2 separate regions of the Homo sapiens genome follow, and region 2 is linked to region 1. The links are chromatin loops, found by intact Hi-C in ENCODE. Cell type or tissue: PC-3. All regions are shown on one strand. Each heading gives the region's core, and the rest is flanking DNA. Links, peaks and the distances in the headings are about the cores only.

Region 1 (16,297 bases), core at 5,120-10,119:
TGGGAGAGGTACCGTGATTATCCTCATCTTCCAGATGAGATGACTGAGGCCTGGAGAAGTGAAGACACTTTCTCCAAGTCACAGCTTGGTGAGGGGAGGGGCCAGGATTTGAACCCAGGCCCGACTGCCTTTATAGCCTGTGTTCTGAGTCACGGGCTAAGTGCTGTACTGCCTCCCATGGCCTCAACCGCCGGCTGGGCTCCAGGGATGCCATGGTTAGAGGAGGGGCTGCAATCCCCAGAAAAGGGAGTGGCTCAGGAGCTTGTACTCACCCCAGCATGCGCACCCATGCGCCGCACACACTCCGACACATGCACCCTCCAGCTCAAATAGGTGGACGTGCTTGGGAAAACCATGGAGTAAGTGAGCCCCACAGAGAGGGACCGTGAAATCCCTGTTGCCGCCGGGGCCACCAGAATGGTTCAGACACAGAATTCTTCTCTCTCACTTGCTCTGTGTGTCTCATTCTCTGCAAAAAGCGTCTTCACCAAGAGATGCGTTGGAAAAGGAAAGAAATGTGTTCAAGTATGTTGTCATGGCACTGGGGCAGAGAAGATACAGGAAGGTCATGTGTGTGTGTGTTCAACTGTGGGCATACGTGCAAGTGTGCAAGGTGTGGGGGTTGTGCAAGCGTGTTAGTGGTTGGTGTGTGAATGAGTGTGTGTGTGAGTGGAGAGTGTGTCCTGGTATATGTATTGTGTGCGCATGAGGGTGTAGGTGGGTGCCTAAGTGTGTATGTGAGTGTGTATACATTCTAGCATGAATGCTGTGAGCATGTGTGAATGGTGTGTGTGTGTGTGGGACAAGGCGGGGGAGACAGACCTGGCACTGGGGGCAGGGGACAGAGGCTCCACAGGCTCTTTCCCACATGACAGGGGGACTCTAATTCCCAGGGAGACCCCTGCGCTTGCTTTGGAGGAGGTGAACAAAACTGCAGCCTCTCTTTCCAGAGCCCCTCAATCTCGTGACCTCTTTCTTCCTGGCCCCTTCATTCCTAGCCTGGGTTCCGTCTCTCTGAGAGAGTTCTTCCAGCTGATCTGATGGAGTGGCCCACGGAAATAGTAACAGTATTAACAGTGGACACCCAGGAATCTCAGTGCCAGGCACTGTTCTAAGCGTTGTATTCTGCTCCCAGTGACCCTAACAGGTAGGCACTAGTGTCGTCCCCATTTTACAGACAAGGAAGCTGAGCCTATTTCAGGACAGGGTCGTTGGATTTCTTAACATAGGGGCAGGCAAACTTTTTTCTGAGGGGACGGATAGTAAATGTTTTAGGTTTTGTGGCCATAGGGTGGGTCTTTTTCGCAGCTCCTACACTCTGCAGTAGTAGCAACAATGTAGCCATAGAGATAAACGAACAGGCGCATGCACGTGGGTTGTAGTGTACTGACTCCGCCTTAACCTGCAAGAGTGGTAAATGGTGGGATTTTAGGCACCACAGTAGATATGTTCGTGGGAGATATATTCAGTCATTTGATCACTAAGTCATTTATTGCATGCTGTGTGCCTGGCTCTGTGCTAGCAATAGAGAGAAAACTGTGGACAAGACAGACCCCGTTTCTACCCCCAGGGCTTGCCAACAAATAGATGGGGTGTCCTGGGGTGGCATAACCTCCAGGTACAAGCACTTTATCCTATGTTGTGAGCAGGGAAGGCTTCCTGGGGGAGGTGACTTCAAAACTGGTACCCAAAGGATAAGTGGTTGGGGGAGACAGTGGGGCTGGTATGGGGTTACAGAAAGTCTCCCCGACAGTAAGAACAGGGGGAAAGGCCAGAGGTCAGACAGGGCTGATGGGAAGTGCATCTGACAGGATATTTGGGATGTGGGTGGGGCCTTGTAGTCTCCGGTGTGGATTGTATTGGGAGGGAATGGGGAGCCATGGAGGGATTAAGCGGGTGAGCAGCCACTTCCCTGGCTTCTGAGAGAGGCTTCTCTGGCTTTCATCCCCAGGCCCTATTCTCAGCCGGTACATAGAACTTGACCGTTTAGCTGCTGGCTGAAAGCAGGGACCCTCCCTGTTTTCCGCCCTGCCGCATCTTGTATCTAACGTTTCCTGGCAAAGGCTAAGCCTTCCTGCACAACAGCAGCTATTCTTAATAATCTTCACGTATTTATGTGCCCATGTAGCATCTGTCCCTCTCCTGCACAAGAATGTCAGCTCCAGGAGGGCAAGGGTGTTGTCTGTTTTGTTCACTTCTGTATCTCTAGTGTCTAGCACAGCTCTGTGCACAGACTAGGTTGTCAGTTAATATTTATTGAACCTGAGATTTTATGTCCTTGGCTGAATCCTGGCTGATCATGGGGTGAGAGCCTTTGGCCTGTCCCCTTAAGAGCCTCATTTTCCCTTCCCCTCCTCTTGTCCCAGAAGTTAATTAAGTGCTCTGCCTCTGGAGGGTGAATCCCATTATCAGCTGCACCCCCCCGACCCCAACATCAGCTGTGTGTTTACTTGTTTATGGTGCGTCACCTTCCACCCCCAATTAAGCTCTGGGACCTATCGTCTTATGCGCTGCTGCATCCCCCACAGCCAACACATAGTAGGTGCTCAATTAGCTTATATCGAATGAATGACTTGCCATCTCCCTTAATACACGCCTTTGCAAGGAAGAGAAGAAAGATTGGGAAACTGTGATGGGAAGGGTGATCTGGCAAGTCCGCAAAGCAAGCTAGAGCTGGATTATTTGCCTGGAAGGGGGATGGTGTGGAAGGAAGGAAGCACGCCATGCCCCTCCTGCAGGGGTCACGGACACAAGCCTGTTGAGAGACAGGGGCAGGGACACTGTGGCGTTTGGCTTTCCTTCTTCAGGTGCAGTGAATCGTGTTTGAGAGATGAAGCCATGCAGGGAGGCTTGCTTTCTGGCTGAGACCTTTAAAGCCAGCAGCCTCTGAGCTCATCCAGGGTACGTTCTTCAGCGTTTCCGATGTCCTTGGCTCAGTCGGGCCATCTTGGTGGCAGCTGCCCGGAGCTGGAGGAGAACAGGCCTCAATGTCTCCTATTATTACTGGAACGTCAAGTACCCCTGAAGTGGAGGGCAAGGCTGGCCCTGTCTGCCAGCGACAGGGCGCGGTAACTCAGCCACCTGGGACCCCAGCTGCTCAGGCCTGAGGGTGAGGTGCTGACGTCCTCCACCTCCCTTCCTGATGGGCACAGCCGCCTGGCCTGGTTCACCCGGCTCTCTTTACCTCCCCCTCCCTGGCCATCTCTTCTTCCTGCTTGCCAATGGCCTCATTATCCCAAAGGGTGAGCTGTGTGTCCTCGCTGGCAATGGTCTTTGTGACCCAGGCCTCCTCCAGCCCCCAGACCTCCCAAGTATCCCCGTCTTGGCTGCAATGAGCTTCCACAGAGGTCAGCCAAGCCCAAGCATTTTCTGAGACAGACCTGGGTCAAACCTGTGCCTTGTGACTCTGGGCAAGTGACCTTCCCTCTCATCTGTCGTAGGGGCTTGATTTTCAGTGACAATGTTCTGGGGTCGTTTTGCAGGTTGTTCTAGGTCGGGCCCCTCAGAAGCAAAGCCTGGGACATGGATGGGGTGTATAGGATTTATCTGGGGAGTGGGCTTGAAAGGAAAACCTCAAAAGGAGGGGAGACACAGGATAGGACCCGGGGAGGGGCTGAGCAAGGGTGTGGTCCCTGCTTTGGGCCTAATCCCACAGGGGCTCTGGAGCATAAATTGAGCTTGAAGTCATCCCACCTTAGCAAGGGGGCCAGGTGTGAGTCTATGTTGATGGCTACTCAGGGAGGGGTGGGGGTGTAAACACCCAGGCATCGGCTCACATCAGCAGAAGGCAAATCTCTAAGAAGGGGGCAACTCCAGCAGCCACGGGGATCTGACAGCCCCAACAACATCTACTACGAGGATGAAATGAGACGATTCACAGTGCTGGAAAGCACCCGACCACCCCGAGGGCAGCGCCCTCATGCTAGTAGTGTATTCTCATGAAGCAGGTTTTGCCTTCAGCCCAGAAAGACAGCAGAGCCTGGTGGGTGAACCCTTGCTTCCATCTCCAGCCACCCTCCTCATCCCTCATCCCATGTCCCTTGAGATGTCCAGGTTACCTCCCGGGGTCGAGGAGCAGAGCAGATGGCCCTGTGCCTTCAGAGTCACGTGCTCATGACTGGCATTCCAGCCCTTAGGATGATGTGGGGACACCCTACATCCCTCCACCCATGGCCCCACGGGCTGCTCTGTAATGATCCCCATGTCTTGGCATGTGTCCTTCATTACAGCCCCCTGGATGGAGCATGGCTCCCCACAGCCATCCTGGACCCTGCAGCTCTGGGCCAAGACAACTGTCCAAGATGGGGCTGCCTTTATTGGATAATTATTCCAGCGGGAAATCTGTGGGAAGTTTCCGGTGACCTGGCTGTGAGTTAGGAGGTTAAGGTAAATGTGATCCTGTGGGAAAATAAAATCCCTGGATTCCCTCATCTCTTTTTTTGGGCCTTCCTCACCCCCTCAGGTGGGACTGCAGGTATGTAGGCACTGCAGATCCTAATCTCCCAAAGGCAAGTCTTTTGGAGCCTCTGTTTCCTCATCTGTAAAATGGGCATGTCAGCTTGCTGCCCAGTATATTCTGCTGCTGGCTATGGCCAAAGATGGGTTGTGATGGCTGGAATGAAATCCTCCTTGGTACTATTGGGATTGCAGAGCACCCTGGTATACCTGGAGGCAAGAAATGTTCAAAGCTGAAGGGATTTGGAGAGCATCTAGTCTGCCCCCTTAATGATTTCTGGATTGGGAAACTACAGCCAGTGGGGACAGTGATTTGCTCACCTGGAGAGGGAGTGGCCATCCTGCTGGGAGGGAAGAACCTGGAAGTGGGAAGTAGGAATTTCAAGTTCCTCTCTTAACTCTGCTGTCAGGGAAGTTGGTTAACTTCTCTGGGCCTCCATTTACTCATCTGTCAAATGGCCCCAATAACAGAGAGGGAATGAGGTCATTGCCAAGTCTCTTCCAGCCTTGAAAATCGGATTATCTCACAGTGCCATGTACACCCTCTCAAAGTACCAGAGAAACAGGCAGGAGAGAAATCAGCCTACTTTTTTGGATGAAAAAAAACATACTAAGATCCAGAGGGTGTTTCTGAAGTTTTTTCAAGGCCTTATGGTTATTACAAAGCACTGGGACCCAAGAAATCCTGGGTTCAAACTCTTGCTCTGCCTTGATAATGACTGTGGAGTATTCAGTAGGTATCAGGCACTGGCCAAACACATGAATCCCAACAGCGCTCTGAGACGGGTCTTATCTTCATTATTTTGGGGAAGAAATTGAAGCTCAGAGAGGTAGAGTGACTTTCCCCCCATCACACAGCTAGTGAACAGAGAAGGCTGTATTAGAAACTGCGTTTATCTGATGCCACATCTGTGCTTGGAGCCACCTCCCTGCAGCTCAGTGACAGTCATCAATAATCATGTGATTGCCTGGGATTGGGTCAGGAGGAAATGTCAGGTGCAGGGAGGGGCTCAGCTTATTTCTGTGGGGTCTCTTTTACGGTTCAGCGTGCCTGCCCATCAGCTGGTGCTGCGACGAAGCCTTCACTCCTGCAGCTTTGCTTGGAGAGTGGCCCTTAGATGCTTGGAGCTGCCTTCCTAGAAGTGGCTTGGAGTTGCATCTGCCTCCCCCAAATGCCTTGGGGGCAACCTATAGCCAATGACAGACTCATGTCAGGGTACAGAAGTTCTGTTCCCTTGCCTTGAAGTGGGACAGACTCTGAAGTACAATAGAAACTCCAGAGCTTTCTGCGGGATCAGGCTGGGTCAAGACCTCACCTGCAACCCCATCCTTGCATAGCTTCTCTGCCTGCCCTGTCCCCATCCCTCGGTCCCTTCTAGGTGTCACCCGAGAGCCTTCTCAATAAATCACTTGCATAAGAATTCCCTTCACAGGCTTTGCTTCTAAAGAACCTGCCGAAAGTTCCCTAAGACAGGAACTTGAGACAAACTCTTGGAAATGAACTGACCATGTAACCATAAATTGGGTCTAATTACCCTGTTTCGGCCAAGCATTTCAACTGTCTTCTCAAGAGGCCAAGAAAATGTCTTGGAGATTCAGAAACAGTAGTCAGATGTTACTGACCATTGCTATTAGGTCTATGCCAGGACCTGGCATACAGTAAGGTGTTTAATAAATATTTGCTGAGTGAAAGGCCTGAATGAGTAAACATTTCTGGTGCTGGGGAGGTGGGGGTTTCTGGAAAGAGAGGATGTAAAACAGCCTTCCTGGGTCAGATCCCCAGGAAACACGCAGGCTCAGGGACCAGCCTGGGCACATTGAAATGCGGGGTCAGGTGCTCAGATATTCATAGCTCCATCAGAGGCTTAGCCTAAGAGGCTGCAAGCCCCAGAGGAGCGACAGACCCGGGAGGGAGTCGTGATCACAGCAAAGATTACAAGAGCTTGTTAAACAGAAATCCCTCCTGGCAGATGGTCAGCTGGCTCCCAGACGTGGAAAGGAAAGCCCTTTCCTATTGGGAGTTCCAGAAGCTTTGAAACCAGGGGAGGACATTATGCCTTCGTGAGTTAACAAAACAACAATAATGATGATGATAAAAATGACAAAGCAATTATCTGATAGTTACTATATCCAGGACTTGGTATGTAGGATGTTGTTTAAGCCTCCCAATAACCCCTGCAAGATACACACTATCACTCCCATTTTACAGACGAAGAAACTGAGGCTCCGTGAATGACAATGACGTGCCCAAGGTCACACTGCCAACAGGCAGTACTTGAACCCAAGTAGGATGATGGCAAAGCCTCGGCACCATGGCAAGTGCTGATTTAAGAGGATAGTAGGGAAAGGGCTGGGCACAACTGAGGCATAAAAATTATAAAAATGGATGGTTAGCAGGGGGTGGGAAGGGTAGTGGGGGGTCAGGGGGAGGTGGGGATGGTTAATGGATAAAAAAAAAAATAGAAAGAATGAATAAGACCTAGTATTTGATAGCACAATAAGGTGTCTATAGTCAATAATAATTTAATTATGTTTTTGTTTGTTTGTTTTTGAGACAGAGTCTCTCTCTGTCGCCCAGGCTGGAGTGCAGTGGTGCGATCTCGGCTCACTGCAACCTCTGCCTCCTGGGTTCAAGCGATTCTCCTGCCTCAGCCTCCCGAGTAACTGGGACTACAGGCGTGTACCAGCATGCCCAGGTAATTTTTTGTATTTTTAGTAGAGATGGGATTTCACCATGTTGTCCAGGCTGGTCTTGAACTGACCTCAAGTTATCCACCTGCCTCGGCCTCCCAAAGTGCTGGGAGTACAGGTGTGAGCCATCGTGCCTGGCCTAATTGTACATTTTAAAATAACTAAAAGAGTATAACTGGATTGTTTATAACACAAAGGATAAATGCTTGAGGGGACAGATACCTCATTCTCCATGATGTGATTACTACGCATTGCATGCCTGTGTCAAAATATCTCATGTATGCCATAAATGTAGACACCTATTGTGTACCCACAACAATTAAGAATTTAAAAAATTTATAAAAAATTACAAAAATGTTGTAAACTCATGGAATATCTCTGTATGGATACAGAAGAGACCCATAGCTGTAGTTGCCATGAGTTGTACATGGAGGGGAGATTTTTATTATAAACCTTTCCTATTTGAATATTGAAGCATGGTGGGCTAGATCACAAAATTGGCCCCCATGATGCATCCCTGTCCACGTTTATACCCATCCTTTGCTGCTGATTTTGTGGTCCTTACCCATTCTGACTCTGGGCTCAGGGATGCAACTGGCTTTGACCAATGGGATATTAGTAAAAGTAACACAGGCAGAAGCCTGCAAATGGCTTGTGCAATTGGGCTCGCTCTGATGCTGCCCTTCTGCAGGGCCATGAGGACACACTCAGGCTTACCTGCTGGGGGATGAAGGCTTGTGCAGCACAGCTAAGCTGCCCTCATCAACCCAGTGGAGGCCATCCCAGATCAGCCATCAGCCTGCTGACTGAGACACATAAATGAGCCCAGGCAAGATCAGCAGAGCTGCCCGGCCTGCTGATATGGTTTTGCTGTGTCCCCACCCAAATCTCATCTTGAATTGCAGTTCCCATAATCCCTACATGTCATGAGGGACCTGGTGGGAGGTAACTGAATCATGGGGGTGGGTTTTCCTGTGCCGTTCTCATGATAGTCAATAAGAGTCACTAGAACTGATGGTTTTATAAAAAGGTAGTTCCCCTGCACTGCCTGCTGCCATGTAAGACGTGCCTTTGCTCTTCTGTTGCCTTCTGCCATGATTTTGAGGCCTCCTCAGCCATGTGGAACTGTGAGTCCATGAAACCTCTTTTTCTTTATAAATTACCCAGTCTTGGGTATGTCTTTATCAGCAGCATGAGAACAGACTAATACACCTGCTAACCACAATGGAAGTTTTGTTTTGTTTTAGAGACAGGGTTTCATCTTGTTACCCAGGCTGGCGTGCAGTGGTGCAATCATAGCTCACTGCAGCCTCGAACTCCTGGGCTCCAGTGATTCTCCCACCTCAGCCTCTCCAGTTGCTTGGACTACAGGCACACACCACCATACCCAGCTATTTTATTTTTTGTAGAGATAGGGTCTCAGTATGTGGCCCAGGCCAGTCTTGAATGCTTGGTCTCAAGTTATCCTCCCGCCTTGGCTTCCCAAAGTGCTGGGATTACAGACATGAGCCACTGCACTTGGCAGGTTTTGTGATTGTTTGTTACAGAGCATTATTATGGCTATAGATAGCTAACATAAGTAGTAAGGCATTGCGCCTTCCAAGATGAAAAAAAACAAAACAAAAAAACACGTAAAGTTTAAGTTTATAAGATAGTTTCTACTCTGTAGGAGATCCTGAAATCTGGAGGCTCTCCTGCTCCCTGCAAATGTCTTTTCCATTCTGACTTTGGTGCTTTCAGTGAAGCCATTTCTTCAAAATCAAATTCACTCAACATTTCTCCAGACCCCACCTTCTCCAGAAAGCCCTCCAAACCTCCACAGTCCTCAGCCTGGCTGCCAGGCTGATTTCACTAACGTTCAGCATTATTACAAAGAGCAGCTCCTGTGCAGTCAGTGCTGACCATGGGCCAGGCACTGGGCAAGCCCCGTCTCACTGAGTCATCACTACACCCTGTGAGGGAGGCATGCCTAGCGTTTTCCTCCAGTTGCAAATTAGAGACCGAGACCAAGAGGGAGTGAGTCTGTTGCCCAAGGTCTCACAGCAAGCGAATCCCAGAGGCAAGATTCAACCATGCAGCTGCCCAGCTGTGCTCCTCACACCTGCCTAATGGCTTTCTCCCCTCCAGGCTGGAGGGAGCTGTCCTTTGATTAGATCTGCATTGAGGGCAGGGAGGCTAACACTGTCATTGGATCAACCTGGGGTTGAAAAGTGCATTTTCCCTTCTTGTCCTCAGAACAGCCCTATGAGGCAGGGAAACAGGAAAAATGAAGACCATCTTTGAGGAATAAACTGACTTGCCTAAGGTCACATGGTGAGTCACAGAGCGGAGACTAGAATTTGGGAGTCTCTTCTTTCCCTCTCTGTCTAAGACTCCTCAATTATATATATATATACCATATATATATATACACACCATATATATATACACCATATATATATATACCATATATATATATACCATATATATATCATATATATATCATATATATATCATATATATACACCATATATATATACACCATATATATATACCATATATATATACCATATATATATACACCATATATATACCATATATATATACCATATATATACCATATATATATACCATATATATATACACCATATATATATATACACCATATATATATATACACCATATATATATACCATATATATATACCATACAGCGTGAAGGTCTTTTTATGTGTCCACCCCTCCTGCCTCTGTGGCTGTGCTCAACATTTCCTCTTTCATAGTGTACCTTTCACTGCAGAGCAGACAAGCAGAAATGTGAGGGCAAGCATGCTGGGGACGCTGGGTTATAAGCTCCTTCCTTCTTCCTGCTTCCTACTTTCTCCCTCCCTTCCTTCCTTCCTTCCTTTCTTTCTTCCTTCCTTCCTTCATCCTTCTCTTCTTTCCCTCCTTTTCTTCCTTCCTTCTTCCCTCCCTTTCTCCTTCCCTTTTCTCTCCCTCCCTCCCTCCCTCCCTCCCTCCCTCCCTTCCTTCCTTCCTTCCTTCCTTCCTTCCTTCCTTCCTCTCTCCCTTCCTCCCTCCCTCCTTTCCTTTTTTCCTTCCTTCCCTCCATCCTTCCTCCCTCCTTCTCTCCCCCTTCCTTCCATCTTTCCTCCCTTCCTTCCTTCCTTCCTTCCTTCATTCCTTCCTTCATTCCTTCCATTTTTCCCCTCTCTTCCTCCTTCCTTTCTTCCTTTCAAAATTCATTCTGCAAATATTCACTGTGGACCCACTCTCTGCTAGGTCCTCTGCCTGACTCTGGAGATGCAATGGGAATGAAACAGGCGTGGACCTTGGCCTTGATCTCGTGAAGCGGCAGGGAAGATGGGACTTAAGCAATTGTATAAATAATTAACTCATTGCAGTTGGAGGACAGGTAGTGAATAGCAAGAACTGTGTCAGACTTGAGTTGGAATCTGAGCTCTGCATTTTACCCAGCTGGGTTGCCCCCAGTCGGTTACCTAATCTCTCTGTGTCTTGCTTTCCTCATTTGGGGATTAATGGCCATCTTTCAGGGTGGTTGTGAGAGTTAAAGCAAGCTGTTGATCTACAGCATTGAGCATGGAGCCTGGCGCAGGGTAGGCGCTGTGACAGCAGCTGTCTTCATCTTTGCTGCTATTGTTTCTGCTGCTGGATCCTTGCTACCCTTGACCCAGAAGGTCCCACCTGCATGACCATCTTATCTGCGAGGGGAGGTGGCTTCATTCACCCTTCTCTAACCCTCTGAATTATAATCCATCTTTAATGCCTCTAGAGGAAGGAGCTTTGAACAGAAACCTGCTCCAACCACTCACTGCGGTCCACCCAGCGAATGCTTGCCTTTCAAAGGCATGACGGGGCCGCCAAATCCGCCCCAGGGACCTAACGCGATTGTCTTGCTTCTGTAACTCTGCTGGGAAGCTGAGCTTGGGGTTTCTGGCTGGGCTTCCAGGGGCTCCCAGAGCTGGTGCGGAACCGCAAGGGAGGCTTATGGGAAACCATCAGGCCAAGGAACCTAGCCTGGGAGGGACAGAGCCAGGGTGGAGGAGCCCATGTCAAACTGAGCACCCACGATGTGCTAGGCAAGAGTCCCTCTTCTGCTTGGCCCATGAAAAGCACTTTCCCCAGTGCTTATGGGGGTCAGGCAGACATAGTCACCTGTGATGACAAGAACATGGTGCAGGGAGTCCCAATATCCAAGTTAAAGCCTCCACTAAGTGCCCTTAGGACTAACACAATCTGTGTCTTAGCTTTTCACATCTATAAAATGTGTGTCTCTTTTATGAGGCAGTATAGTTTGGTGTTTAAGAGCTGAAGCTCTGGATCCATTGAAGGTCCTTGTGACCTTGGGCCAGTTGCTTACCCTCTCTGTGCCTCAGGCTCTGAGACTATAAAACATGGAGAGTAATACTATTTGATTCTGTTGCCTACTAGCTGGATGACCTCAAGCAAGTTGCTCCACCTCTCTCAACCTCAGTGTCCTCCTTCTGAATTGGGATCAATGAGAATTCTTACTTCACAGGGCTGTTGTGAGTATTGAATGGGATGATCCAAGCTGAGTGCTCCAAACCACATTTGGCATGGAATAATCATGTTAGTGTTGATTGAACACCTGCTATTTTCATCCCCTTCATTCTTCCTTTTCTCCCTCTTTTCTTGTTTCTCTCCCTCCTGCCTCTTTCCCTCACTCCACAATGGCATACTGTACACCTCCCATGAGCCAGGCACTTTTCTAGGCACTGCCCATCTTCAGGATGACTTTAAGAACCAAATGTGCTTAATGGGGAAGTGCTTTGGCAATATCAAGGATAATCTGTCGTGGAAGAGAAGAGGTGATAAATTCACACTGTGGCTTGTGGTGACTTCTTTTTATGCTCACTCTCATCTAGGGTCATTAATTTAGAGCCTTGACTAGGATTTCTATCCTATGCAGCTGCAGTGACATTAATTTGATATTCGCTAACCTCAGTTACTTGTGTGTCACCGTCATAATGATTATTTGCCACAGCCACATAAAACTATACTTCAATATTTTGTTTTAAGTCACTCTTTTTAAGAAATTTAAACTGAATTTTTTTTTTTTTTTTTTGAGATGGAGTTTTGCTCTTGTTGCCCAGGCTGGAGTACAATGGCCTGATCTGGGCTCACTGCAGCCTCCACCTCCCTGGTTCAAGCGATTCTCCTGTCTCAGCCTCCCGAGTAGCTGGGATTATAGGCGCCCGCCACCATGCCTGGCTAATTTTTTGTATTTTTAGTAGAGACGGGGTTTCACCATGTTGGCCAGGCTGGTCTCAAACTCCTGACCTCAGGTGATCCACCCGCTTCAGCCTCCCAAAGTGGTGGGATTATAAGTGTGAGCCACCACGCCCGGCCTAAACTGAATTTTAACCTAAACAATGCTATCCATGAAACCAAAAGTCTTGGTGAGCTGGCACACATTAAGCACTTAACTATTAAAGAAAATTTTAAAAGTTCATAGATGACCCCAAAGCATCTCCATTTGTATCATATTATATTAGAGAGCAGCTATACCAGACAATATCCTCCATTTGGCTAACTAGAAAATCGTTTGACTCATTGCTTCAAATTTTTCATATTTATCAAGTACTATCTCCTTTTTCCAAGCCTAGGGGTTTCTGTCATCTGCAATTATCATGATGTTAATCTGAAAGTCATTAACCTTGGTTACTTAGGTATTGCCAGCATAACAAACATTTGTATTCTTTTTGCCATAGCCACATGCCAAACATGAATGTGCTTGTGCTTGTCCTTTTATTTTTGGATCATGGTTTTTTCTTTTTCTTTTTTTTCTTTTTAAATTTAGCCTCAACTGAAGCAATTGTATCTATGAAATCAGAGGTTCAAGGAGCTGGTTATATATTTCTAGCATGCATTAAATATGTAGCTATTATGTAAAATAAAATGTCAACCAAACACATCTCCATGTGTGCCCCATTCTTAAGGTGGGCTGCTGTTCCAAGCATAACCCTGTTACCATTCAGCTGGTTAGGAAATTCTTTGATTCATTGCTTCATATTCACCAAGCGTTACTCCTTTTGTCCAAGTCTTGAGATCCCATGAAAGCATAGACAGGTCAAAGCCATCGTCCTAGGTGACAGAGTGAATCCCAGAACCCAGGAGTCCTGGTCCCTGATTCTGCCTCGAGGCCACACAGGATGCCCAGCCCCATCCTGACCTATCTCCTGGCTCATTAAAGGCCTTGGGGCTTGGACCAGGTCTTTCATTTTTCCATCCTTCTCTCTTTCCTCTCTAGCACTCGAAGATACAAAAAGGGTTAACATCCATCTCCCACTCTTCTTGACACCTCCCACCCTGGGTTGCTGTGGGTAATCGCCAGCTTCCCTTGAGGAATGACCTTGCCCCCCACCGTGGGGGCTATCAAGAGACAGATATAAACACCTCAAAGTTCCCAGCTAGCTCTCTTAATTGGCACCTTTCTGTTCTGCTTTAAATTAATCAAAGCCAGTCCGATATTAATACTGTAGGGGGAATTAAAATCATGCAACGCATTAAAGATGTAATTTAAAATTAATAACTCATAATTATTTATCATGGCGTATCAGTGGAGCTATGAATTTTCCCTTCTAACTCAGCGCACAGTCTCCTGCCTTTGCTTTTAATAGCATTTGGACCATTACTGTGCCCAACCTTGGTTCCCGCAGACACCCAACCTAAGAGACGTAATTCACTTAATTTAATTTTGGGGGGGCTTAATTGTGGTAAATCACTACTTAAGAAAAGACATCTATTTGAAAGGACAAATTGGGATAATTTAATAAAAGCTGGAGTGAGGAAGCCCAAAGACTTAATGATGCGCTGTGGGTTTTGACCAGAGAAGCCCCTACTCTTCAACTCATTCACTGAGAGTTGCTAGGCTCGGTTTCCAAGTCTTTAAGACAATGGCAGCATTCAAAAGGTTTCACTAACTAAGGAAATGACCCACCTGTCCATCAATATGGGATTGAGCAAAAAAACTGTGATGGATCCACCCAGTGGAACACTATGCAGGCATATAAAAGAATGACAGGTCACATGTGTGGATATAGAAGAATCAGCAGGATATATTAAATTTTAAAAATGCGGCTGAGCATGGTGGCTCATGCCGGTAATCCAAGCACTTTGGGAGGCCAAGGTGGGTAGATCACGAGGTCAGGAATTCGAGACCAGCCTGGCCAACAGGGTGAAACCCCGTCTCTACTAAAAATACAAAAATGAGCCAGGTGCAGTGGTGGGCGCCTGTAATTCCAGCTGCTCAGGAGGCTGAGGCAGGTGAATCACTTGAACCTGGGAGGCGAAGTTTGCAGTGAGCTGAGATTGTGCCACTGCACCCTAGCCTGGGCAACAGAGTGAGACTCCATCTCAAAAAAAAAAAAAATGCTAGAAGAGTGTATAGCATGCTGTTATGACAAAAGGAAAATATATATACACACATATAATTACATATACAACATAGAATATCCTTGGAAAGAAACAGGAAACCTCTGGGGATGGGTTTAGGTAACTGGGGGACAGAGGAGGGAGGGAGAGTTGTCATGCTTTGTATACATTTGTATCTTTGAAATTTTGTACCACATGCAAGTATCAGCAATTCAAAAAGATTAGACAATTAAAATAATAATAGTAGGAAAGATTTGTCAACCTGGGTCTTGCCATATCTCATGTACCCTCACTCCTATTTCCACATATCCCTACTGATCATAATGATGGTTACCATGTGTCGAGTGTCCTCTCTGGAATGGTCACTGAGCTGGCTTCATCCCACGAGGTCCTTACATCAACCTGGTGAGGCAGGTCCCCAACATTTCATGATGAAGTTTCTAACATAAAGGCGAAAGGGTTTTTCAGTGAATACCCATCTATTTACCACCTAGGTTCTACCATTAATGTTTTTCAACACTTTCCTTATCCCAGACGGATTCATTTACCCATCCCTCTATCCAACTATCAGCCCATCTACTTTTCATACAATTCAAGGAAAGTTACAGACATCTGTACATTTCTTTCTAACTACTTGAGCACGTCTCTCTTTAATTGAAATGCAATATTTGGTTAGGGTTCCTTTTGAAAAGTAAAATTCACCAACTGCAAAGAGCGCAGACCTTAAGTGTACCATTTGCTGAGTTTTGACAAACACTTGCACTTGAACAATGCACATCCATATAATGATACAGAATTAATTTCCATCTCCCTAGAAAATACCCTAATTCCCCTTCCCGATAAATCCCCAAAGCCCTAGAGGCAACACTGTTACTACTTGTTTTTTTGTTTTTTTGTTTTTTTTTTTTACCACCACAGATTAGTTTGGTTATTGTAAAACTTCATATAAGTGGAAGTGCACAAATGGACCCTTTGTGTAAGGATTTCACTCAGCAGAAAACTTAGAGAGTCATCCATGTGTTGTGTTTATCACTAGTTTGTTTTAAAGGGAATGATCAACAGTAAAAAAAAAAAATCCTATTAAAACGTGGGCAAAGGACATGAATAGACATTTCTCAAAAGGGGACATACAAATGGCTAACAGGTATATGAAAAATACTCAGCATCACTAATCAGAGAAACACAGATCAAAGCCACAACAAGATACTGTCTTACCCCAGTTAGAAAGGCAATTGTTAATAAAACAAAACAAAACAAACCCAACAACAACAAAAACAGATGCTGGTGAGGATACAGGGAAAAGGGAACTCTTATACACTGTTGATTGGGATGTAAATTAGGACAGCTACTATGAAAAACAGTATAGAGATTTCTCAAAAAACCAAAAGTGGAACTATCACAGGATCCAGCAATCCCACTACTGGACATTTAGCCAAAGGAAAGGAAATCAGTATATCAACAAGATACCTGTGCTCCTGTGTTTACTGCAGCACCATTTACAATAGTAAAGATATGAAATCAACCTAAGTGTCTATCAATGGACGAATGAGGAAAATGTGGTATATATACACAATGGAATATTATTCAGCCATAAAAGAGAATGAAATCGGCCGGGCGCAGTGGCTCATGCCTGTAATCCCAGCACTTTGGGAGGCCAAGGCGGGCAGATCACTTGAGATCAGGAGTTCAAAAGCAGCCTGGCCAACATGGTGAAACCCCATCTCTACTAAAAATACAAAAAAATTAGCCAGGCGTGA
Region 2 (16,297 bases), core at 5,563-10,562, 67 kb after region 1:
GTTCGGTTACATGGCAAAGGGTATTAAGGGAGCAGATGAAATGAAGGTTGCTAACCAGCGGACCTTAAAACAGGAAGACCATGCTGGGCTATCTGGTGGGCCCCGTGTAACCACAAGAGCTCTGATAAGTGGAAGGGAGGGGATGACAGAGGGACAAGCAGAGATGGCAATGAGAGAAAGACTCAGCCCAAAACACTGCTTGCTTTGAAGATAAAGGAAGGGACCATGAGCCAAGGATTAAGGGCAGCTTCTAGAAGCTGGAAAAGGCAAGGAAACAATTCTCCCCTAAGCCTCTAAGGGTGCAGTTCTTGATTTTTAGCACAGCGAATCCCATGTCAGGCTTTTGACCTCCAGAACTGTAAGATAGTGAAGGGGTATTGCTTCAAGCCACCCAGTGTGTGGCAATTTGATACAGTCGCTATAGGAAAGTAATACAAGTCATAACCCTCCATGTCCAGGCTGCATTGTGTATGGTTGAGTGGACTCCCATCACATCCAACAGGGCCTAAGACCAAAAGAGGAAAGACACACAGCTCATGCTGGAGGCTGTGTGCTGTCACCATGGTGAATCTCAGTTTGCTTGCACAGAATGGCCCACTGCAGCTGCAACTTAATTAGAGTTGGGCCAAAGGAACACCATGACATGGGTAACCAGAGGCAGCTGCCACAAGCAGTTCCTTTGTGCCAAGCACTGTGCAACTGAGTAACTCCATCCCTGCCCATGGCAGACATCACTAATCAATTACAGCATTCTTGCTCCATAAGTCCAGACATGGCTGCAACATCATTCCTCACATAGTGCTCCAGGCAGGCATTACCGGTGTGATTGGAGTTGGAAGGGTCAAGAGGTTCCATGGCCATTATCGGTTGAAGATGAAGGAAGGGGCCATGAGCCAAGGATTAAGGGCAGCTTCTAGAAGCTGGAAAAGGCAAGGAAACAATTCTCCCCTAAGCCTCTAAGGGTGCAGTTCTTGATTTTTAGCACAGCGAGTCCCATGTCAGGCTTTTGACCTCCAGAACTGTAAGATAGTGACGGTGGAGGATGAATCCACCATCCTCCTCAATAGCAAAGCTTCAAAATCCTAAAATTGAGAAAGGAAAATACTCTTGGGAACACAGCTCTGCCTAAGAGAAATGTTACTAAAGGGATTCCAAATTCTTCCCTATCTCCACCCTATGTCCACATCACCCCAAGATTTGCCTCTTCCCTTGGGTCTTCTTATTACTTATATGACTACCACATGCTAGTAGATTACTAGTGTCTACAACCATGAAAATTGCTTCTACTTATTGAGCACCTGTTCCATGCCAGACACTGTTATAGACCTGTTGCCTAAATTTTAGAACATTCTCAGAATGAAGGTATTAGCCCTACTTTGAAGGTGAAGAAATTGAAGTTCAGAGACATTAAGTGCCTCTTACTAGCCTAGGGTCATATCATTGCCACTCCTAGTAAGGGAAGTGCTCCCTTAAATGAACAAAACATAAAAGCAAGCTGCTTGCATTTAATGATACAGCATGAGGGGCCGGGCGCAGTAGCTCACGTCTGTAATCCCGGCACTTTGGGGAGGCGGAGGCGAGAGGCTCCCTTGAGCTCAGGAGTTTGAGACCAGCCTGGGCAACATGATGAGACCCCACCTTTACAAAAAATAAAATAAAAAATTAGCCAGGCGTGGTGGTGCACGTCTGTAGTCCCAGCTACTCAGGAGGTTGAGGTGGAAGGATTGCTTGAGCCTGGGAGGCCGAGGCTGCAGTGAGCCATAATCACGCCACTGCACTGCAGCCTGGGCAACAAAGCGAGACCTTGTCTTAATAATAATAATAACAATAATAATAAAGTATGAGGACGGGGCTCGGATAGCTTTAAAATACTCAGAGCAAAAATGGGAGAAGTATGTGAAAAGGGGACTCATTCCCTCATTTATTCATCCAGAGTTTCCTAAGCAGCTACTATATGCTGGGTGCTGGGGCTACGGCACTGACTCTGCCAGATATAGTTTCTATCCTCATGGAGTTCACAGTCTCCTCGGGGAGGAGAGACCACACACAGGCCAATACACAAACAACAAACTTCCAGGTTGTGACAAGTGTCCTGGTGGGCATGAGGAAGGTGCCAAGATAGAGAACTTCAAGATGGCCTCTTTGAAAGCAGCTCTTTTCCTCCTTACAAACTCCCTCCCATCTGCTTTCTGGGCTTCTCCCAAGCAGGTCACTTTTATCCTCAGTGCCCAGTGGTACAAGTCCATTTTCTCAAAAAGCTACCCATTTCCCATCATGGTTCTCATTTCAGTCTCCCTAATCATTTTGGCTCATCTTCCTGTATTAATTAATTAATTAAACATTTATTGAGCTCTGACAGTGTGTATGAGGATGGCCATATAGTTCGCTCTGACTCTGTGATTACCCCCATGAACTCTATTATCCTGGGCACCCAAAACCATGGTGACTGAGGTATGAGGTCTACAATCCATATGTTAATAGATTGCTAGAGCCATAAGGATCCTGGAGTTTATTTGCAGAGTTTGAAAGTTCACCAGCACTTTGGAAGGCTGAGGCAGGAGGATCACTTAAGCCCAGGAGTTGGAGACTGGCTTGGGCAACATGCTGACACCCCATCTCTACAAAAAATACAAAAATTAGTCGGGTGTGATGGTACATTCCTATAGTTCCAGATACTCAGGAGGCTGAGGTGGGAGGATCACTTAAGCCCAGGAGGGAGGTCGAGGCTGCAGTGAGCTATGATTACGCCACCATACTCCAGCCTGTGTGACAAAGTGGGACTCTGTCTCCAAAAAACAAACAAACAAAAACCCACAAATTCCTACAGAGGGCAGGCAGTCACCATGAAGGTGTGAAAAGTAGCTGGGTGTAAGACAATAGGGAATGGTGGAAACTGTGGTAAACTGGAGCCCTCATACTCTGCTTAAACATGGGGACTACTCCTCCTTTCCAGCACATGGCTGCCATGTGGAAATACAGGCCCAGCATGCATAGATTTTCCTATTTTTTTGAGAACCCAGAAATTAAACATTTTTTGCAAACGCTCCCAACTTTTAAATGCTGGCAATTAATGCAACTAAAAATAAAAACTGAATGGGGAACGGGGGCTCATTGCCCATAGGCTGATCTGACTCTCCATCTATAACACTTTTTGTGTTACAGATGGGGAAACTGAGGCTCAGAACAGAGAGGTGGTTTGTCTAAGATTTTACATGGCAGCTCAGTAAAATTGGCCCATTTTCCTTAGGACCAGAAGCCCATGGTGCCTCTTTTCCAGGGTCACTAACCCTTCCCCAGGAACTCCAGGGCCAAGGAATCTCCCTGTGGATGGGGACCAAAGTGGGAGGTGGAGGCAGAGTTTTTCTAAGTTCAGGACTCAGCATGGGCACCCACATTCCTGATGCATTTTTCAGAGGCTGGAAAATGATTCCGGGTGTGTGGACACAAGAGTCCATGTTTTCACTCCAGGTCTCCCCCTTTGTGTCTCTCAGTCTCTCTCTGTCTCTGTACCGTCTATCTGTGTCTCTCAGTCCATTTCCTGGTCTCTCTTCTTTCCGTCTCTCTCATCGTTTCTGCCCGTCTGTGTCTGTCTCTCTTCCTCTCCTTTCCCTCTCCTTCTCTCTCTTCCTGCTTCTCTCTCCCGCTTGTGTCTCTCTGCTCTGTCCGTTCCTCTCTGTCTCTCCGCATCTCTCCCTTCAGCTCTGCTGCTCTCCCTTACTCCCTTCCCACACCCCCATCCCCCCCAGGTCTCTCCTCTCCTGCCCTCTGAGTCCCTCTGGCCACCATGGAAAGGTTACTGTAAACGGAAATGAAGCTGAGGGCAAAAGTAATCAACCCCCTGGCTGACCTCCGATCCCGCTCCCCACGCCCATGCTGGCTCCAGCGGTGCCCCCTCCCCCGCCACAACCCCGGCCCCCCTCCCTCCCCACCCCCAGGTCCCCTTGCTGACAAAAGGCCTATCTTCTCTCTGCCTAAATGATTTAAATTCTAATCAAACATCATTTATAGTACATCTCGGAGCCGTCTCCTGGGAGCTGCTCCCACATGAGACGTTGCCATGGCAACCGGGGGGTCTTGTTTCAGAAATGTCAGATTGCATTATTGTCTTCACACTTCTCTGATAACCTGGTGTCTCTCCCTCTCTCTCTCCCGCTCCCTCACTCACACCACCATCCCCAGGATTTTATTCCTCCTCTTTCTCTCCCCCTCTCGCTGCCTTTCTAACCTCCATTCAACCCCCTAGACTCTTCCCAGGACCCCCCAGCCTTCCTCCAGCCCCAGGACAAAATGGCCTGATCGATTTCATCCTCCAGCCTCTCGCCAGGCCCAAGGTCCCCTCCTGTGCCTCTGGCCCCGGGGCCTCCTCCCTTTGGGAAAGGTGTCTTCCCCGCCACCACCCCTCATCTTCGGCAGACACGCTCCCCCCTCTAGGGGTTTGCTGGAGTGCTCTGCTGTCATTTTATTTTGCTAGATATGAAAATGAGACATAGATTTTTTCCAGCGATGCGTATGTGAAGTTCTAATCTGGCTTTTCAGATTTTTTTTCTTTTTGGGGAGGAGGTAGTGGTGGGAGAAATCAGGCACCAGGCTCTTAACAGGATCCACATGGAGAAGCAGAGCATGGGGCAAAAGATGTGATGAGGTGTATGCCCTTGTGCATGTGTGCATGTGTGTGTGTCTTCACGTCCGTGTGTGTGCACGTGTGTGTGCATGTCCGTGTGTGTGCATGTCTGTGTGTGTGCATGTGCCTGAGTATATGCATGCAAGAGCATGTATGTGTGTATATGTGCTCATGTGAATGTGCACTCATGCCCGTGTATGCATGTGTGCCCATGCATGTGTATGCATGTATGTGTGTGCGCAGGCCAGTGCCCATGCATGCATTCATATGCATGCATGAGTGTGCCCATGCCCTATGTGCATTGTGTACATGCGTGTGTGTTCATGTGTGTCCATACCCATGTGTGCATGTGTGCATACATGCATGTGTTTTTTGTGTGCATGTGCCTATGACCATGTGTGTGCATGCATGTGTGTGATATAGGAGATGTCTTTCCCAACCTGGCTGTTGGCACCTAACAGACAGCTCTCAGGAGCCATGCGCTTGCCCTGGTTGTCGCACAGTCCTTCCTGTGCATAAATGGGCACATTTCAATGATATTTTCACATTTAGGTTAAATTCTTCACCCTGTCTGCTGCGGAGATGCATTATCCCTGCAATAGCCCAGAGAGATTTCTCTAAACCCAATGATCCCCTCATTCCACAGATGGGTAAGCTGAGGCCCCAGGAGGGGCAGTGGCATGTTCCAGGTCCAAGGTCACAGGAGGGCCAGAGGTGGCACTGGAGCAGAAGTTTCCCTCTGCCAGGCCACTCAGGAGACTGGCCGGGTCTCAGGGCTGGAACTGATGGAGCCCCACTGCCCCTCAGAGATGGCACCTTGGAGGCACAGGCTGGCAGCATTTGTGCAGCCCCTGCAGGCTTTTATAGGGCTGGCAATGATGCTCACTGCGTGCCACACACTGCTAAGCCATTACAAGAATTATGTCATTGAATCCTCAGAACAACTAGGAGGAGGGTCTATCATTATTCCCATTTTGCAGCTGGAGAAACTGAGGCTCTGAGTGGTGATGTGAGGCAGCCTAAGTTTGCAGAACCAGTAAATGGCAAAGGTGGGATTGTCTGTGGTTCTACAGTGCACCTTTTCCATTCACCACACTGCTTCCTGCAGTGAGGGACAGAGAAAGCCCTGCCCCCTTGAGTACTCAGAAGACTGGGAAGTGCATTTGGCTTTGTCCCTGACACCCCGAGAGTCACATCAGCGAGTTCAGGGATCAATTGCAGTGGTCAGGAGCAGCAGTGTGGGGTGGAGGGCCTGGGATGGAGCAACCATAAAACGTGATTCAAAATGTCCCCAAAAATCTTATTCCCCTATTTCACAGATGAGGAAACTGAGGCTCAGGTAGGGTCAGGAACTTGTAAACGGCAAGGATGGTGCCCAGCTGGGTCTGAGCAACTCTGGTGATTTCTACTGTGTGATGAGGAGCAGACAGCCTGGGTCTGCCCCTCCCTGGTTGAGTGACCCTAGGATCACTCCCTGCTTGTCTGGAACCTCAGTTTTCCCATCTGTAAAATGCGGATCAAAAGCGTACGACCTATGTAGGATGGAAGTGAGGATGACGTAAGTTAACACTGGCCAGCACTGGTGCCTGGTGCAGGGAAGCCCTGGATAAAGCTCTGCGTGTGATGCGTGTTTTGCAGCCGGGAGCGCCTCTGCTTGGATCTAGGCCTCTTCTGTGGCTGTTTTCTTTCTGCCCCTGTCCCTGCAGCTGAGTGAGGTCAAATCCTTAATACATGCCAGATTCCCCCCTTTCCCTGTTTTTCTTTTTGCCCATCTCTCCAGTGAATGGGGCCTGGAAGAGCAGCGCGTGGGCTCTTATGGGCCTTCCACCCCTCTAACCCCATGCCTGGTACCTCTGCAGCCCCACCCCAGCACACATAGTAAGAGAGAGAGGCTGCCAGGGCCCAGAGTGTGCCACCTGTGCAGCCACGCACAGGAAATTCTTATTAATTTTTTAACATTTTAATTTCTCGTTGGATTTTAAGAAGTATGGACCTGGTCTCAACCTAGACACAGCCAGACACGGAGAAACACGACCCGCTGTCTCTCACTGACTCTCTGGTTTCTCACTGTCTCTGTCTCCCTGGGAGTGTCTCTAGATCTCTCTGTGTCTCTCACTGTCTCTGTGTCTCTCTCTGGTGTCTTCCTGTCTCTGTCTCGCTGGGTCTCTCACTGTCTTTCTGGGTCTCTCAGTCTCTGTTTCTCTGTATCTCTCACTTTCTGTGTCTTTCTTTGTGTCTCTCACTGTCTCTGTGTCTCTCTCTGGGTGTCTCCCTGTCTCTGTCTCTCTGAGTCTCTGTCTCTGTGTCTCACTGGGAGTGTCTCTAGATCTCTCTGTGTCTCTCACTGTCTCTGTGTCTCTCTCTGGGTGTCTCTCTATCTCTGTCTCGCTGGGTCTCTCAGTGTCTCTTTGGATCTCTCAGTCTCTGTCTCTGTCTCTCACTGTCGATGTCTCTCTCTGTGTCTCTCACTGTCTCTGTGTCTCTCTCTGGGTGTCTCCCTGTCTCTGTCTCTCTGGGTCTCTCACTGTCTTTCTGTATCTCTTGGTGTCTCTCACTATCTCTCTAGGTCTCTTACTGTCTTTGGGTCTCTCTCTGGGTCTCTCACTATCTCTCTGTATCTACCTCTGGGCCTCTCTCAGGGTCTCATTGTCTCTCTGGATCTCTCACTGGCTCTCTGTATCTCTCTCTCTCTCTCTGGGTCTCACTGTCTCTCTGTCTCTTTCTGGGTCTCTCACTGTCTCTGGGTCTCTCGCTATCTCTCTCTGGGCCTCTCTATATCTCTCTCTGGGTCTCACTGTCTCTCTGTCTCTGACTCCAGGCCTACGACTCAGCCCCAGGGACAGCATGTGGAAGCGAGAGACAGGGAGAGAGACAAGGCGTCCCCGAGTCGCTGAGTCCCAGCCGGAGAGTGAGGAGGCGCCCTCGGGCCCCGCCGCCCCACCCGGCCCCCGCGGCCGCCCCCAGCATGTTTGTCCAGGGCAGGCCGCATTGATCCGCCGCGGCCGTGCCACCGTCTGGTAAATCCCGGCCGCGGTAATGAACCTCCCCGCACACCGCTCACAAAGCACACACTAGCCCTGGCCCCAGCGGTTAATATTTAACTGAATAAGGGCCATAAATATGGAAAATGGGACTTTTAATTAAATAAGCAGCTTTTAAAAGGGCCCTTGGGCGGGAGAGGCTTTTGTTTAAATATGATTGATTTGACATGTCCTTTAGCTCTCACACTCTCTCGAGCTCCCTTCCGACGTTAACTCTTGGCCCCCGGCCCCGGTAGCAAGTTGGCTAGGCCAGACCCTGTTCTGCTGGAGGGAGGGGGCTCCCTGCTGGAGGAAGCGGGGTACGGTGGGAAGGAGGTGCCCTGGGAACTGGGATTGAAAATCCGGCTGCCCGGGCCTCTCGCATTTGGCTTCACCCCCATTACAAGCTGCCTCCATTTCGCAGAATGCGTATTTCACCCTAAAAGAAGGGGCTAGTGGGCTAAGATGTCTCCAGATCCGGGGGCACAGGTTCCCTTTTAAAAGCCATGCCACCAGCTGCCTGTCCTTTGGCGGCTCAGCTGGTGGTCCCTCCCTCTGTGCCTCAGTTTCCCCATCTGTAATATGAGGATAACAATAGCACCTACTCCACAGGGCTGTGTTCGGATTAAGCACATCCCAGACCATGGGAGGGCCCACAGTGTTTGCCAGGATTCCAGCTGAAGGCTCTGTGACTGCTGCGAGGCGCGAGGCCACAGAAGCAGCTTGATGGGCACATTCTCGTATTTAGCGCCGACCTCTCATTTGCATTTTGCACTGAGCCCCACAAAGGAAGTATCTAATTCTACTCATACTCACCCAGAGGCTCACAATCTTGGTGGCTTATGACTCATCTGAGGAGCTTGGAATGCTCCAATTTCAGGCCGGCAGGAATTCAGCAGTCAGGGAGGTCTGTCTTCTGCCTCCAAGCTAATGGCCTTTACCTTTCAAAACTTTTCAAAAAAAGAAAGAAATCACATCCTATTCTAAATTTAATATTTATGAAGCACCTTCCATACACCAGATTCTGCACATGCCTGACCTCAGAGCCCTGTCATCTGCCCTACTTCCTGGGTGAGGAGGGATCTGATGCCCAGAGAAGCCAAGTAACCAGTTCAGAGTTGCCCAGCTAAGGAGCAGCTGGGATTTGAACCCAGGCTGCTTTGCCACCAGTGCCTTAAGCCCCCTGTGGGCCTAGCCTGGTGCAGGCCCATGCCCTGGGACTCATGTCTGATCTGGTCCTGGCTTCTCTGAGCTGACGTAGAAGTCACCTTCCTGGATAATTCTGACATTCTCCATTACCTAAGGAGGGGGATGATGGTGGTCACACAGCCTCCTAGTTTATCAAGACTCTACCCCTTATGCCCAACCACCATTTCTTGCTCTCCCCAAGTCAGATAACTTAGTTTTTGCTTATTCCCACTCATAGGCTGCCTCTTCCAGGAAGTCTTCCCAGATGCACTCTGCTTGTTATGGTGGATACCTTTTCTAACTCTTCCAGTATTGGTGAGTATAGTGAGCATAGTGAGTATTTAACTACATTCTACTGTATTGTCATTTCCTGCAACCACCCATTCACATAGTCGATTACCATTTATTAATGACCTATGATTTTATTTCTCCAGCTTTAAGATGAACTTTTTTTCTTTTTAACATTTTGAAACTGGGATCTAGTACATATATAATGCCCATTTTCATTTGCTCCGGCACTTTGGAAGGCTGAGGCAGGCAAATCACTTGAGGTCAGGAGTTCGAGACCAACCTGGCCAACATGGCAAAACCCTGTCTCTACTAATAATATAAAAATTAGCCAGGCATGGTGCTGCGTGCCTATAGTCTCAGCTACCCAAGAGGCCAAGGCACAAGAATCGCTTGAACTTGGGAGGTGGAAGTTGCAGTGAGCTGAAATCACACCACTGCACTCCAGCCTGGGTGGCAGAGCGAGACTCCATCTTAAAAAAGAAAAAGAAAGAGAAATACTCTAATTAAATGGATGCTGCCTCTTATAACGGATGGCATTTTCAGACTGTGGAAATAAAACTTTGTGCCTAGCCCTGTGTCAGGTGTTGGAAGGATTGGGGAAAATCAGACAGACTTTTACTTTGCTTTCTGCTCCCTGAAAACTTACTGTCTAGTGCAGAGTATATTAAGAAAGCACCCTTCAGCTGGGCATAGTGGCTCACGCCTGTAATCCCAGCACTTTGGGAGGCTGAGGCGGGCGGATGGTCTGAGGTCAGGAGTTTGAGACCAGCCTGGCCAACATGGTGGAACCCCGTCTTTACTAAAAATACAAAAAATTAGCCGGGCGTGGTGGCAGGCGCCTGTAATCTCAACTACTTGAGAGGCTGAGGCAGGAGAATCGCTTTAACCTGGGAGGCGGAGGTTGCAGTGAGCCAAGATGGCGCCATCGCACTCCAGCCTGGGCAACAAGAGCGAAACTCTGTCTCAAAAAAAAGAAAGAAAAAAAGAAAGCACCCTTCTTTCTAATTCCCAAAACTCTCAATTCTCACTTGTTCACTCTTTTACACTTTTACTTAACCCTGTGAATTCTCATGGCCAAAAATGTGTTCCTCTCTTCCTAGGAATGGGGTGATTTTAGTGAAGGGAAGAGGTTATGGACATTAAGTGTTTATATTCTGCCAGGCCCTGTCCTAAGATTTATCATGTATTATCTCATTTAATCCTCACCACAACCTAATAAGGTGAGTGCTACTGTAATCACTACCAGTTTGCAGATGATGAAAGGAGGCTCAGAGACATTAAGTAACTGGCCCAAGGCCACACAGCCAGTGAGTGACAGAGCCGGAGTCAAATTCAGGCAGGTCTGGCTCCAGAGGCCTCACCCCTAACCTCAGTTCTTTCGACCCTTCCTTCATCCTCCCCCACCGCACCTGTGAGCTCCACGCCCATCACAGAAAGGAGGCTTAGAAGCTCATCTTCCATCAACAGTGCAGGGGGGAGACAGCCCCGAGGAGAAAATGAAAGCAGACGGTCTTCCAGAGGGGCTGTAATCAAAGGTGTCATGTAGAGAAAGCTGGAAGAGCCAGAGAGCTCCAACAGGAGGTTGGCCTGGAGCTCTGTGTCTAGTGACTAGTCTGTAGGAGACCTCTCCTTTGGAGGGATGTCCAGTGCCAAGTCCCCAGGGCCAGCTGCAAGGACAGTTTATGGTTCATGCACCCCTCTATAGGGGTGGCCAGCGGGCTGGGGATGGTCAGCAAAACTCCCTGTCTGTGCCGGCACATCTGTTGCCATGGTAACTCCTCTCAGGCATCACCCGGTTCTGGGTCTGTTTCCCGGGCTCAGTGTTGGGGTAGGTAGGGCTGAGGCTGGTTTTGGGGTCGAGGCACAGGGCTGGTGCTGGTGTTGGGGAAGAGGCACAAGGGCCATTTCTCATGCAGACCACCCACGGCGGTGGCAGGGGGTCGGGGAGCACTGAGCGAGGCATCTGTATTCCTTCCTTGTAAGCCCAGAGCAACAGGGGACAAAACCCTGTGTTGAGTACATTTGAGAAGAGACCTCCTCCCTAGAGAATCTCCTCCCTACACCCCTCAGGCTAATGGTTGGGGCCCTGTACATTCCACTTTCCCGGTGACTTTCCTGCCGGCTCCGTTTCTCGCCAACACACTCAGATGCACTCACTACCATCTCCTTGTAGACTGTTGTCCTCCTAATGGGGCTCCCTGTCTGGCAATCTGTCCCCACGGATACATCCTCTACAGGTGAGCTTGATTTATCTGTTTATATAGAAACAAAGTCTCACTCTGCCGCCCAGGCTGGAGTGCAGTGGTGCCATCATAGCTCACTGTAACCTTGAATTCCTGGACTCAGTGATCCTCCCACCTCAGCCTCCCAAGTAGCTAGGACTATAGGTTTGTGCCACCACACTTGGCTAATTATTTTATTTTTGTAGAAATTGGGGTCTTGCTCGTTGCCCAGGCTGGTCTTGAACTCTTGGCCTCAAGCCATCCTCCTACCTTTCACTTTTGAGTAGCTGGAACTATAGTTGTGCACTGCCATGCCAAGCTAATTAATTTTTTTTGTTTTTTTTTTTTTTGAGAGACAGGATTTTGCTGCATTGCCCTGGCTAATCTTGAACTGGCCTCAAGGGAACCTCCCCCCAAGGCCTCCCAAAGTGCTGGGATTAAAGGCATGAGCCACTGCACCCGGTCGCAGGTGTGTTTTCTTGAGCCAAAGGCCTCCACTTGCCCTGTCCCTCCCTACTCCTTCCCCAAGCACTGGTCCATCCAGGCCTCCCTCCGCTCCCTCCAGGCCACATCCATGCTGTGGGCAATGTGACGCCCATCAGGCCCAGTAAACACCGGAAATCAGTGAAGCAGGGAGCAAAGGTCGGGGTGAGGCCAACTCTTTTTGGTGTCAAAGGAGATTACGAGTCCGGCTCTCAAAGTTGAGGGCTGGGGCCAAAATCAGCCTGTGATCCCAAGTGGGATGAGTTCAGAGGTCGCCAGCTGGTTCCTTTGTGTGTCAATATTAACATGAGAGTCACCTAATTGGGGTGGGTCAGCCAGTGGCCAGAGCCAGGACACACATCAGGAGAAGAGAAAGGGCCCGATCATGCCCCAGGCAGTGTTGGGTGCTTGGCATAAGCCAGCTCATTCATTATATTAATATTACTACTAATAATACTAATATAGGAGTAGTAGAAGAATATCAGTGGCCACATACATTGAGTATCTATTAAGTTCAGGCTTGGTGGCTGGCACTTAATTCATTAACTGGCCTCATCGTTCCAACCTCTCTAAGAATTAGATTCTGTTGCTCCCTCATCCTACAGTCAAGGAAACTGAGGCTCTAAATGGTAAACCAGTGAGCCGTGTTCACACAACGCGAATGGAGGAGCAGAGACTTGGACCCAGCCGTCTGTCTCCTCGCAACACAGGGATGACATCTCCGTTTTATTGACGAGGAAAGCAAGTCTTCCAGATGGATCAAGGCTGTCCAAAGCCACACAGCTAGTCAGTGACAGGGCTGAGTTACAAACCCAGGTAGGTCTTCTCCAGAGCCCACAATATCCTTATTTTATTTTATTCTTTTCCTGTCTCAAGAAAAGAATAAAAGGCTGGAGTGCCTTTCATATCTCAAATGCTCAGTAGCCTCATGAATAAAATGGGGATATTAATATTCCCCCTCAGTGCAGATGCAACATGAAAATATGTGTTAAACCTTTGCACATGCTGTTCCTTCTGCACAGAATGCTTTTCCTTGTTAAAATTAGCATCTTCTTTGTTAACCTAGTATATAACCTGGACTCTAGGCTGGAGTACAGTGGCATGATCATGGCTTACTGCAGTCTTGAACTCCTGGGCCTCAGCCTCCTGAGTAGCTATGACGACAGATGTAAGCTAATTAACCAGTCCTGGCTAGTTTTTAATTTTTTTTTTTTTATAGAGACAGGGGTCTCACTATGTTACCCAGGCTGGTCTCAAACTCCCGGCCTCAAACAATCCTCCTGTCTAGGCCTCCTGAGTCACTGGGATTACAAGTATGACCCACCACACCCAGCCTTCATCTCATTCCTTTTAAGCTCATCTCTTCTATGGGTTCTTTGAAGGCCAGTTGTCCTTCTGTGTGCCACTGTTCCTGCCTTCCTGGACCTAAGGGAACAGTGACTGTCCATTGGCTGATGGATGAAGACCTGCCATCTGCATGGCTCAGGCTAGTCATATAGAGACCAATGCTCATCTCCATTGGTTTTGGGTCGAATGAACCCACGTGGACACTTGCTGGAATCATAGCATCCTAGTAATTTCAGATGCTCACTTCTATGTAGGCTGAGTCCAAAGAAACACTACTTACCTAAAACTTTTTTTTTTCAATTTTTAGTTTTTATCTTTGGAGACAAGGTCTTGCTCTGTCACCCAGGCTGGAGTGCAGTGACAGGATCCTAGCTCACTGCAGCCTCTAACTCCTGGGCTCTAGCCATCTTCCTACCTCAGCTTCTCAAGTAGCTAGGACTACAGGGACGCACCACCACACCCAGCTAATTTTAAAAAATTTTTTTGTAGAGATGGGGGCCTCGCTATGTTGCCCAGGTTGGTCTCACCCTCCTGGGCCCAAGCAATCCTGCCATGGCCTCCCAAATCACTGGGATTACAGGCCTGAGCACCCAACCTCCTAAAACTTCTGATTAGAGTCTAGTGCAATAGCAGTTAATGCATTGACCATTTCTCAAAGGTCTGTTCTGTGCAGGGTACTGGAGACATAGTGGTGAGCAGAAACTGACACTTCCCTGTCCCCCTGGAACTTACATTCTAGTGGGGGAGGTGGACATTAATCACATAGTCATGCCTAGAATGACACATTGATTCTTTAATGAAAGCTCCAGAGGATGGGACAATTTCACAGAACAACGGGCCTTGGCCAACGAGGTTAGGGAGATAGCTCTGACAAAATGACTCTTGAGCTGAGACTCTGAAGATGAATAGATGCTAAGTCAGCAAAGAAGAGAAGGAAGAGCATTCTGTGCAGAAGGAACAGCATGTGAAAAGGTTTAACAAACATTTTCCTGTTTCATCTGCACTGTGAGGGGAGATATTAATATCCCCAATTTACAGATGAGGCTACTGAGACTTTGAGAGATGAAAGGCCTCGCCCAAGGGCGTCAGGTCTGGAGGGAGCAGCAGGAATTTGATCCAAATCTGCCTGCCTCGGCCCCAGCAGTCTGATGCCACATTTTGACACTCTATTCCACACTGGTGCTTAGAAATAGCATCACATGGCCGGGTGCAGTGGCTCACACCTGTAATCCCAGCACTTTGAGAGGCGGAGGCAGGTGGATCACTTGAACTCAGGAGTTCGAGACCAGCCTGGCCAACATGGTGAAACCTTGTCTCTACCAAAAATACAAAAATTAGCTGGGCGTGGTAGCGCATGCCTGAAGTCTCAGCTACTTGGGAGGCTGAGGCATGAGAATCGCTTGAACCCGGGAGGCAGAGGTTACAGTGAGCCCAGATTGTGCCACTGCACTCCAGCCTGGGCGACAAAGCTAGACCATGCCACAAAAAAAAAAAAAAAAAAAAATGGCATCACATGATGATGGGAGGAAAGCTGCTTTTGGGAAAAAAAAAATAATGCAAACAGGCCAGACATTTGTGTCTGACGGAGCTTTTTAAGTTGCTGTAGTAGAAACCCAACTCACACTGACTTAAGCAAAAAAAAGGAAATTTATTGTCCCATGTAACAAGAATCCAGGATGGAAGACTTTGGGCTCAGCTGGACCCAGAGGCTGAAACAAGATAATCAGGGCTTTGTGTGTGTGTTTCCCTTCCCCTGATCCTGCTTCCTGGGTGTTAGCTTCCTTCTCAAGTCCCACGAGATGGCCCCCGGAAGTCTCTTACTTACCCCCTCCTCGCTGTTAGCAGTTGCTGAATTTCGAGAGACTCCTCTTTCCCAGCCGCTCCAGGAAAATGTCCCTGGGTTGGCTCCGATTGGACCAACTTGGTCATGTGCCCATCCCAAAGCCAATCAGTGTAGTTAGAGAGCTGAAATGTTCTAATTGACCAAACCTTGGTCACCTGCCTATCCTGGAACCAATCAATGAGGCCAGGGGCTGGACTCCTTTGGTGGGTGCTGGGTCATGTGATCACCCTTGTATCGGAAGATGGTTCAGCCTCACCCAAGCTCTATGGACTGAGCATGTAGGAAAATGGGAACAAGGAACAGGGAATGCTGGAAAGGAAAAAAAAAATGGCTGGACCCCCAAAAAACTCAAAATAGAAAAGTCAGCCAGGCGTGGTGGCTCACGCCTGCAATCCCAGCACTTTGGGAGGCTGAGGCAGGTGGATCACTTGAGGTTAGGAGTTCGAGACCAGCCTGGCCAACATGGTGGAACCATGTCTCTACTAAAAATATAAAAACTAGCTGGGCGTGGTAGCACATGCCTGTAATCCCAGCTACTCGGGAGGCTGAGGCATGAGAATCGCTTGAACCCGGGAGACAGAGGTTGCAGTGAGCCAAGATCATGCCATTGCACTCCAGCCTGGGTGACAGGGAAAGACTCTGTCTTAAAAAAAAAAAAAAAGGAAAAGAAAAGAAAGCTTGGGTTTTATTGAACACAGGGATGCTTATGAAGATAATTTAACTTGCCCTGCCCTCATGAGGGCTCTGTCCAGCAAGCATCCCAGAGAGTCATAGCATCATTTAATTTCCCAAACTTTTATGGTTGAATCTCCCATTTTTATCTCATACCCCGGGTTTATCCCAGTTTCTGCTAGAAATTAAGATGCTCCCTACTTCTGAAACTGCCAGTTCTCTCTCTGGATGGTTTCTCTACCTCATCTGGAAAATGGAGATCATTCTAATACCAACCTCACACACTTCAGGGGTCGTGTAAATAAATAAATTTAGCCCAATACATAGGCACATAGCATTATGTCAGTGTTAGTGTTAGAGCTTTATCACGCCCATTTTGCAGACACATAGCCTGAGGCTGAGAAAGAAAACACAGCTTGCTTTGGGCTACGTAATGGTTGGTGGAATCAGACGCAGCCAGATGTGGGTCTTCAAAGCCTGAGCTTTGTCATCTCACCTCTGGAAGGGTAAATCTATGTTGTTTGTTGTCGTTTTTCCTTTAGCTGCTTGGGCCAATTCATAGAATGGATGCATTTATGCACACCTCATTTTAATCACAATTCTGATTAGA

Evidence for each region. Peaks named below come from ENCODE experiments on the same cell type or tissue, not always from the same donor. Only the 100,000 strongest peaks of a DNase experiment are listed, where the experiment ranks them.
Region 2: it touches region 1 in a loop (6-fold over the local background); 1 of 110 quality-filtered maps calls a loop at or near these places.

Annotation. Positions count from the first base shown.
Region 1 is chr12:113,691,997-113,708,293 of GRCh38, forward strand. No RefSeq gene overlaps it. Among named protein-coding and RNA genes, the nearest start is that of LINC01234, 74 kb to the right of the region's middle. RefSeq lists enhancers at 3,076-3,575, 11,026-11,525. In PC-3, for the core only: no CTCF peak of the experiment used is centred there; a DNase peak (open chromatin) is centred at 9,105.
Region 2 is chr12:113,758,618-113,774,914 of GRCh38, forward strand. It overlaps LINC01234 (long intergenic non-protein coding RNA 1234), which reads right to left and starts at 15,066. Exons shown (of 3, transcript NR_110026.1): 1 at 14,998-15,066; 2 at 8,458-8,591. RefSeq lists enhancers at 10,381-10,892, 13,747-13,916. In PC-3, for the core only: no CTCF peak of the experiment used is centred there; a DNase peak (open chromatin) is centred at 8,494.